2 separate regions of the Homo sapiens genome follow, and region 1 is linked to region 2. A link is a contact called in ENCODE Hi-C data. All regions are on one chromosome and are shown on one strand. Each heading gives the region's core, a stretch centred on a gene start or an enhancer-like site at or near the end of the contact. The rest is flanking DNA. Distances are from core to core; before and after follow the strand shown. Region 1 holds the start of LINC01232 (long intergenic non-protein coding RNA 1232). Region 2 holds the start of DNAJC3 (DnaJ heat shock protein family (Hsp40) member C3).

Evidence for each region. A loop is a pair of places that touch in the nucleus more often than their neighbours do. Pooled maps may share reads with other maps.
Region 1: a loop to region 2 is called in a map of CD8-positive, alpha-beta T cell, with 8 times the contacts of the local background. The contact joins the promoter of LINC01232 here to the promoter of DNAJC3 in region 2. A Hi-C loop is called at or near these places in 2 of 168 maps with a recorded cell type or tissue (CD8-positive, alpha-beta T cell and naive thymus-derived CD4-positive, alpha-beta T cell) and 15 of 50 pooled maps.

The regions. Positions count from the first base shown.
Region 1 is chr13:99,497,872-99,502,081 of GRCh38, reverse strand. LINC01232 (long intergenic non-protein coding RNA 1232) reads left to right here and starts at 2,776. Exons shown (of 5, transcript NR_110731.1): 1 at 2,776-3,396. It overlaps LINC00449 (long intergenic non-protein coding RNA 449), which reads left to right and starts at 1,019. Exons shown (of 2, transcript NR_133664.1): 1 at 1,019-1,687; 2 at 2,142-2,359. TM9SF2 (transmembrane 9 superfamily member 2) reads right to left here and starts at 610. Exons shown (of 17, transcript NM_004800.3): 1 at 305-610. The coding sequence starts at 475. RefSeq lists enhancers at 230-818, 725-904, 3,183-3,302, 3,313-3,522.
Region 2 is chr13:95,675,666-95,679,813 of GRCh38, reverse strand. DNAJC3 (DnaJ heat shock protein family (Hsp40) member C3) reads right to left here and starts at 2,675. Exons shown (of 12, transcript NM_006260.5): 1 at 2,477-2,675. The coding sequence starts at 2,558. DNAJC3-DT (DNAJC3 divergent transcript) reads left to right here and starts at 2,889. Exons shown (of 2, transcript NR_132117.1): 1 at 2,889-3,962. RefSeq lists silencers at 2,295-2,384, 2,615-2,854 and enhancers at 2,495-2,544, 1,891-2,737, 3,375-3,474, 2,738-3,585.

The DNA.
Region 1 (4,210 bases), core at 1,527-4,026, 3.8 Mb before region 2:
CAACTCCAAGGGCGCTCCACACGGTCCCTGTTCCAGGAAAACTGAATACAGCTGCTCGTGCCACTTGGCCCGCAAGACGGGAGGCGAGTCTGAGGCCCACTGCGTCCTCCAGAAACTACCCTTGCAAGGGCTGTTTCAGAGCCCCCCACCCACAGCCCAGCAGACCCCAAAAGCTTCTGGGGAAACTCAACCCCACCCGCTGCTACGCCCCCTTCCCTCGCTCCCACCCGAGGATCAGCTCCCCCGGATAGGGACGACTTCCCCTTCCAACAGTGCATCAGAGGGCTCGTCAGGCCTCACCCACCTTGCACTCGTCGCTCTTTTTTTCTTCGTCGCAGAAGTTGACGGGCGCCAGGCCGGGCAGGTAGAAAGCGCCGCTCCGGCGCGGGCCAGGAACCGCCCCCAGCAGGAGCAGCGACAGCAGCAACAGCCGCGGCCACCGAGGTGGAGACAACACCGGCAGCCTCGCGCTCATGATAGTTGTTTCGGGGAAAGGGCAATCAAACCTAGGGGGTCAAGAGGGAAGGAGGGGTGGGGAGTCTCGGAGACGACTACAAGGCCGCCAGAGATAAAGGAAGCCGGCCCCCAGAAGGCTAGTTCCGGTTGCGCTAGGAGACACCCCGGGTCCCGCAACAGAAACCGAAGCGGACCGCAACAGAGCATGCGCACCGCCGTCTGCACATGCTCAGTGAGAACGGTCGCAGGCACCAGGAGGAGTTTCCGGGAGGGAGCGGGGGCGAAATCCACTTTCCGGGTTTTCCGCGCGCCAGCTGAGGTGGTTGCTGGGAGAGGTGGTTGCTGGGAGAGCTGTTCCGGCGCTCACGTTCCAATTCCAAATTACAAATTCCGATCTAGAGCTCCCACGCTTGGGGGCTGTGGAGCGCTCGCCAGCCGCTCCCCGTTTGCTGCTGGGTCTTACGAAGTTCTCATATCCATCATACAGTTTCTTTGTCACACTGTCCGCGGCACGCCAGTCCCTATGACAGAAAGCACCTGCGGTCTGTCTGGAGGCGGAGTTGGTGGCGGAGAGAAAAAGTTCTGGAGACACCTGGTTGGGAGCAGGCTAAGGAAACAAATGGGGAGGAATTAGCCACAAATCCTCAAATAGACAGCTACTCAAAGGCATCTTCACGGACAATTTCCAAGCATTGGATGCAGTGGTGCATTCTTGCATTGGGCAGTGATTGTGTGCACACATCTCTTTAAGGGAGAGTGGAAATGGGGTGAGGAGGAAAATGGGAGTAGGATAGAGTGTAGCGTTGACATTTATTTTCTTTAAAGGAAGACCCGAGCATACCTGAGAGCTCAGTGAAGAAAGTAGTTCTGGCGAATCGGATTAATATGGTATGATCAGCCTTTAGCAAGATTCTATCACTTTTCCCACTGATGATGTGAGACGGTGTCCGCGTGTGTAAGTGCACACACGTGTGTGTGTGTGTGTGTTGCATCTTCTGAGTATTTTTCAAGGAGAAGCTTTTTAGTGATCTGAAAAAGTCAATTCAGTTAGCCACTAGAGTTCAATCAAAAACTTCGGAAGAGTGCATCATCTTAAAGTACATAAGAGAGAATCATGACCTCCAGCTCAGAATTCAAGAATAGGCAGGTTTGTGAAATAGTAAGCTCAGAAAGTTGAGGGCCAGTGAACTCCTATTTCAAGTTCTTGCGGGTGTTTGTACTTTTTTCCCAGGTAAGGTTTATAACTTTCATCAGATTTTCAAAGGGACCTAGGACCCTGCAAATTGATCCATATAGTGGGGTAGCCAAGTTAATCAAGAGAACTGGGAAGTAGAAAAGAACGTTCATCTTAAGGTTGTTGTGAAGATTAAATCAAAAATGGAGGGAAAGTGCTGAGCACATAGCTTGGCCCAAGGAATGGCACTTTTTTTTTTTTTTTTGATAACAAAAACTAATCTGGTAGGGCCTGAGCAGAAAATTGTGCCTAGGTGGCTTCCCTTTCATGTCCTCTCCCTCAAATAAATCAACATATTCGCTGAACTTTGGGATAGGGAAAAATTGTAAAATATTCTGTATTTGGAAGTCATGGAGATTTCCAATATAACAAAAGGAAGCAGACGTTTTCTCCAAATATTAAGAGGAGGAAACAAAAATTAACATTTTTGCTCACTATCTTCTTTTCCTAGCACCACTGAAACTTGACCTTCGGCCGGCGCGGTGGCTCACGCCTGTAATCCCAGCACTTTGGGAGGCCGAGATGGGCGGATCACGAGGTCAGAAGATCGAGACCATCCTGGCTAACACGGTGAAACCCCGTCTCTACTAAAAATACAAAAAAATTAGCCGAGCGTGGTGGCGGGCTCCTGTAGTCCCAGCTACTTGGGAGGCTGAGGCAGGAGAATGGCGTGAACCCGGGAGGCGGAGCTTGCGGTAAGCCGAGATCGCGCCACTGCACTCCAGCCTGGGCGACTGAGCACGACTCCGTCTCAAAAAAAAAAAAAAAAAAACAAAAAAAAAACTTGACCTTCATTATATCTCACTGCCCTCATCCCAAACATTTCCTCTCCCAGTTTTCCAGGAAACGGCATCGCTGCCCATCTCTTTTCAGGCCCCAACCCTGGAGAAGAACCTAAATTTCTCATTTCCTCACTACCTACCTCCAGTCCTTCAGCAGGTCCCGTTGGTTGGGCTGCTAAACTATGGGCTAAATCCTTTCAGTACTTTCCATGCCCACAGCTACCACTCTGGTCCAAGCCAAATTCTTAGTTCCCCTGGACTTCTTACTGCAGTAGCCTCTCAGCTTCCACTCTTGGCAAAATCAATTTTATAAAACCTTGAAATCCCTTAATACCACTCGTCTGCTTAAACCTCGGCATCCCACATTTACCACTATCAGGAAGGATCACGTTTGTTTGTTTGCTGTCTCATTCCCCCATTTATATGTGAATTCCACGGGTAAGGGCCTGCTCCTACATCCCACACCTCTACATCCACAGAGCCTAGAGACCGCAGGCGCGGGGAAAGCACTCCACGACCATCACTGGCCAGGCCACAAGAGTGCTGGATCTAAATTTGGAACCGGACTTTCAGAGCTGAAATAAACCTGAGGTTTTCCAGGGGCTTTTAACCTCCTTTTACAGCCAAGGATGCGCCTAAGAAAGGGGAGAGGCTTCCGTGACTTCCTGCAGTAACGCAGCCACTAGAGATTGAGACTACAACGACTTGGGAGTCTAAAAGTCTGCAACCTTTTCCACTCCAGAGCTCAATGTTTCCTCAATCCCCCGGGATCGGCATCAGCAAAAACCCGGAGAAGCGGAGCCTTTCTCAAAGAAAATGACCTCCAGACTCATGCTACCATCTCGACCGGTGCAAGTATCACGCATGCGCAGGGCCGGCCGCCCGGCCGCACCTCGCCAACTCCTACTCGGACACGTCATCTAGGTCGGCCTGGGTCTGGTGGGAGGGGCCGGGGGCGGGGCTCGTACGCGGGGCGAAGTGGTCCCCCTACTTCCGGATCCGGCCTCACCTGGCCAACGCCTCATTCGGGGTTCCTTGGTTACGTGGCTGCGGTGTCTACCCGGTGCTGGGGCGTGGCGGAGAGAGACCGCCCCGCCCTCCACGCAGGCCACAAAATGGAGGCCCTGCCCTGTGGGCTTTTGTGGCCTGGGCGCTGTCGTGCCGAAAGACGAAAGTGACAATTCCAGTTGCAAACTGGAAAGAAATGGAGTTTTTCCTTCATTCTCCCCATGATCGTGACGGTCCTTTTCTCAAAGTACTAATACTTTTAATGGGACTGTAAAACTTGAGGGATATGACTCTCTCCTCTCCTCTGCTTCAGATTGCATTTGCCAACTCTGATTTACCGCCAATACTATGGTGCTGTCATATTCATAGAGACAGAAAGTAGAGCAGTGGTTGTAGAGAGAGTCTGCAGAAGGAGGGATGGGGATTTACTGTTTAATGGCATACGGTTTCAGTATGGGTTGGTGAAAAAGTTGGGATGAATGGTGATGACTGCACAACAATGCAAATATGCTAATGTCACAGAAGTGTACACTTAAAAATGGTTAGACGGTAAGTTTTCTATTATGTATATTTTACCACAATTTTTTTTTAAATGCAACAGAGTCTCGCTGTTGCCTAGGCTGGAGTGCAGTGGCAGGATCTCAGCTCACTGCAACCTCCGCCTTCCAGGTTCAAGCGATTCTTGTGCCTCAGCCTCCCAAGTAACTGGGATTACAGGTGCCAGCCACCA
Region 2 (4,148 bases), core at 1,426-3,925:
TTGTATATATTTGATGTTTACAACATAGTATTATGAGATATACACACATAAAATGGTTACAATAGTGAAGCAGATTAATAAGAGTGAAGCAGATTAATATATCTATCATCTCACATAATTACTTTTTGTGTGACAAGAGCAGCTAAAACCTACCTATTTAACAAAAATCCTTAATACAACACAATTTTATTAAGCCTCAGGCCTAGCAGTAGCACCATTTGCCTTTCAGAGAACTATGAGATTAGTGAATCCAGACACAATTTATTTGGGAAAACAGGGGCTAACGGTTTGCTAATTCAAGTCAGAGTTCTTACCTTTATATCCCTATCACCAAATCCAGTGTCAAATACATAGCAGACACCTAATTTAACTCCTCTATATAATTTATTACACCAGTGGTTCTCAAGTGTGGTCATCCAGGGTCTTTCTAGAAACGCAAAATTTCAGGTCCCATCAAGACCTAATGAATCAAACTCTGTAAGTGGGGTACAGCACTCTGTTTTAAAAAGCCCTCCATGTGCGATTCTGATGCACACTCAAGTTTGAGAACCACTGTATTAAACCTCCCAGGAAATAACCTTCTTGTTAATTACAAAAAAAAAAAAAAAAAAAAAGTGCTGATTTTTTTTCTCAGCTGCCATCACTTAAAAGTGCTTGGACTCACATGATGTTGTCAACTACTTAACTTCTGTCTCCAGCGTGCACACAAAATGAACTTTAGTAAAACCTTTGGAGCCTCAGTTCCCTGGTCTGTAAAGTAGGAATGAATACCACACGCTTTCGTGAATAAGATATGGCTTACAGAAAGGCTCCTTTCTTTCCTTTTTCTGTTACCTGTACTAAGTCCCTGCTATTTTACACAGACAATGGTCCTAAAGAAGACACTCTGGCACTCCTCTGAGAAATGTCACCAGTGCCTCCTACACAGAAAAGCTCTCAAATGTGGTTTTCTTATGGAAAATACCACAGGAGGGAAATGAAGAGTTAAGAGTCCTTACAGACTCATATACAGAACAGCAATTCTAAAAAGTAGTGGGAAAAGCAATCATTCAAAATTGTGCATCTCTGTAACTTAAAAAAAAAAATCACCATTAAACAGAACATAGGCAACTTTCTCTTAAGTGTCCAAAATAAATTATTAATGATAACTGGAGATAAATACTACAGATGAGGGATGGTGGGGTGCGGGGGCAGGAGGAATGAAGCTTTTGAAAATGCAAAAGAACTAGAATATATGACCCATATTAAAGTGGTACAGACCTTCAAATTCCAATCCCCTAGATTTTTCTGGGGGCAGCCTCACTGTCAAATTCTTTGTCCCAATGTTGCCACACTACGTGTTCTGATTTGGGGTTCAAAAAATATGGTTACCAGGGGAAGCAAAAGCAAAAGCCCATTGCTATGGGTGACACCTAAAAACTGGGGAGTACTACTTTAAAAAAAAAAGTTGAGAACTTTCAGAAGAATTCACTATAAACAATTCCCAATTTTTAGTTCCTCGCTCCCTTTGAATGGAATACTCAAAGGTTTAATTTGACCTCCTTGACAACTAGCCCTTTTTATGGGGATGAAAATAGATCAGTGCATGTGATGTGTCATTACACTCGAATATTTCGCACAGTAACCGCGCCAGAAGCATTCGTTAAATCGGCACTATCAACTTTAATTCTTACTCCTCCCCGCTGCCATCTAAGATAGGACAGCCCTCTATTTTCGCTATTCTGGAGTAGCCAACATTCCAGTCTGCAGGACTGAAGTGAAATTTAATCGTTCGTATCTTTTTAAGGGAACCTTTTTACAGCGAACTTGGAAAAGTAATGCCAGCCATACGTTGAATGACACCATGTTGGGAGTTGTAAAACCACAAACTCAGTGCCTGGCCGTCCGGGAGATGGAATTCCAACAGCGGCTCCTCATTGCACCAAACTAACAATTTCTCTACACGACAGTGCATCTTAATGGGGATGGTTACACACTTTTTAAATAGTCAACACTGTCCCCTCCAACTCCCAGCCGGACATGACACTCCTTCCCCACCCAAGAACTCCAGAGCGAAGGAAGTCTTTTGGCCACCTTAGTGCCTCCTCCCAGCCAGCACCAATGACTGACAGTGTCCCCAGGCGCCCAGCGAGGGTCCCAAGCGAGGCCAGGACCCAAAGGCTGCCCAAGTCTCCGCGTCCCAGGACTTCCTGAAGTCGTAGCCCGGTGCCCCCGCACCCCGCCTCCTCCGACTCCTGCGGCCCGGTTCCTTAGTCCAAACCCGCTGTCCCGGCCCCGCGGCCCGCCAGTCCCCTCGATTCTTCCCCAGACAAACCCGGAACCGGGCGCGGGCTCAGGCCCAAGCCAGGCCGCGGGCTCCCCCAGCGCTCGCCCCACCTCCCGAGCCGCTCCGGGACAGGCGCCCGGGCGCAGACGGGAAAGCGCGGGGGGCCTGGTCCGGGAGCCCACTTCCTGGCCGGGGCAGGGCAGGACTCACCTTCGTACTGCAGATCCACCAGGACTAGCAGGAAGGGGAATACCGAGCCCAGCCGGCTGGTCACGGAGCCGGGGGCCACCATGTCCGAGGGCTCGCGAGTGAAGAGGAGGAAAGGTGTGTGGCCCACCAGCACGCGCCGGCGCTCCGGCAGCAGCTGCGCCCGCCCGCCGTCGGCTCTCGCTCAGGCCTCAGTGGCTCTGGAGCCCAGCAGAGGAAGGCAGCGGTGGGCGGGGCCCGGGCGACGCTACGCCCCAGAGCGCCGCCGCCATCCAATCGCCTTCTTTCTGGCGGCTTTCCTCCCGGGCTCGCCGGGGTCGTGGTTCGCGCTGATAGGCTGCGGAGGCCGCCGCCCCGCCCCGTCCCTGATAGGATAACGTGGAAGCACGAGACGAGGCTGCGCCCGCCGGTCGCAGAGCTGTCAGCAAGCTCCAAACCGCGGCTGCCGCCCGGAGGGAAGCAGACGGGGAGTCGGTGGCGGCCGCCGAGTCCGCATGCGCAGGCTGCAAAGGCCCTTTTGGGCCGGTCCCGCCGCGCTAGGTTGGCGAGTGGGACTATTTGATCCTTTCCAGGTTCGCCAGCGTGGTGTTACGAGAGGAAAGCGCAGCCGCAGCGTACGAATGGGAAGGCCAAACACGGTCCCGGGGAGTCTGAGGGAAGCTGCAGGGCGCCTGGAATTGGGGTCTCGAGTGAGCCGGTAAAAACCGCCTCCCGCTGAGCGTCCCGGAACAAATACTGTCTGAACTGAGCCGTAAGCAAGAAACGGTCAGGAGAAGCTGGGGCGATCTGATGATTAGAACATTTCAGGGACTACCAGAGAGAAGTGCGTAATTGCTCTAAGGCAGGTAGGTAATTGGCCTGGAAACTTGGGAACGCCCCGCCCCCCACCCCGACTTTCAGCAAACCACCGTGCCCAGGAAAAAGAGCGATTGTGGAAGACCCTGTGAAGAAGAGACCAGGAAGGCACTGTGGCTTAAGAGAGCAAGGCGTTCCTGAATGCAGCCAACATCAACTGGTAAACAAAAAACTGTGAGAACGGATCCTGAATCTTGCGCTTACCAGGGGAAATTCAGGAGAGATATGAACCTGAGCAAGATGAGGTTGAAGTTACTCAATGCGGCATTAAGCCTGTTCACGGCCACTTCCTCCGGCGTCACCAACACACACACTGTACACCAGCAGTATTTTTACACGGGGTATGTGTGTTAAGTACTATCAGGTGGATAATTATTACTTCACCTGTATTTGCTGCCTTGATACCATTAGAGAAACTCATGAATTATAAATAGCATAGTGAATTTGTGATTCCCTGAAGATATACTAAGGTGGACTTTTAAAAAGGCTTCTATTCCAAAGGGAACTAATATGGAGGAAATGGTTTCGAGAAAGAAAAAAGAAAAAACGGAGTCCTTGATTAGTTGTGGGGAAGGCAACATAATGTAATGTGAAGAATAAAGGAGTCAGATCCAGGAAACCCCATAACTATTATGTAAGTTATCTTCATCTGTAAAGTGGTTAGGATCCTGATAGTCTCAAAGGTTTGTTTTGAGGTTTCATGAAGCAGATAAATATTCTTGTAAATTGTAGAATGTTATACCAGTGTTACTCATTATTCTAACAAGAGCAGAGTAGTGAAGAGAGGCTCCTTCAGAAATTCCTTGGGATTTTTTTTTTT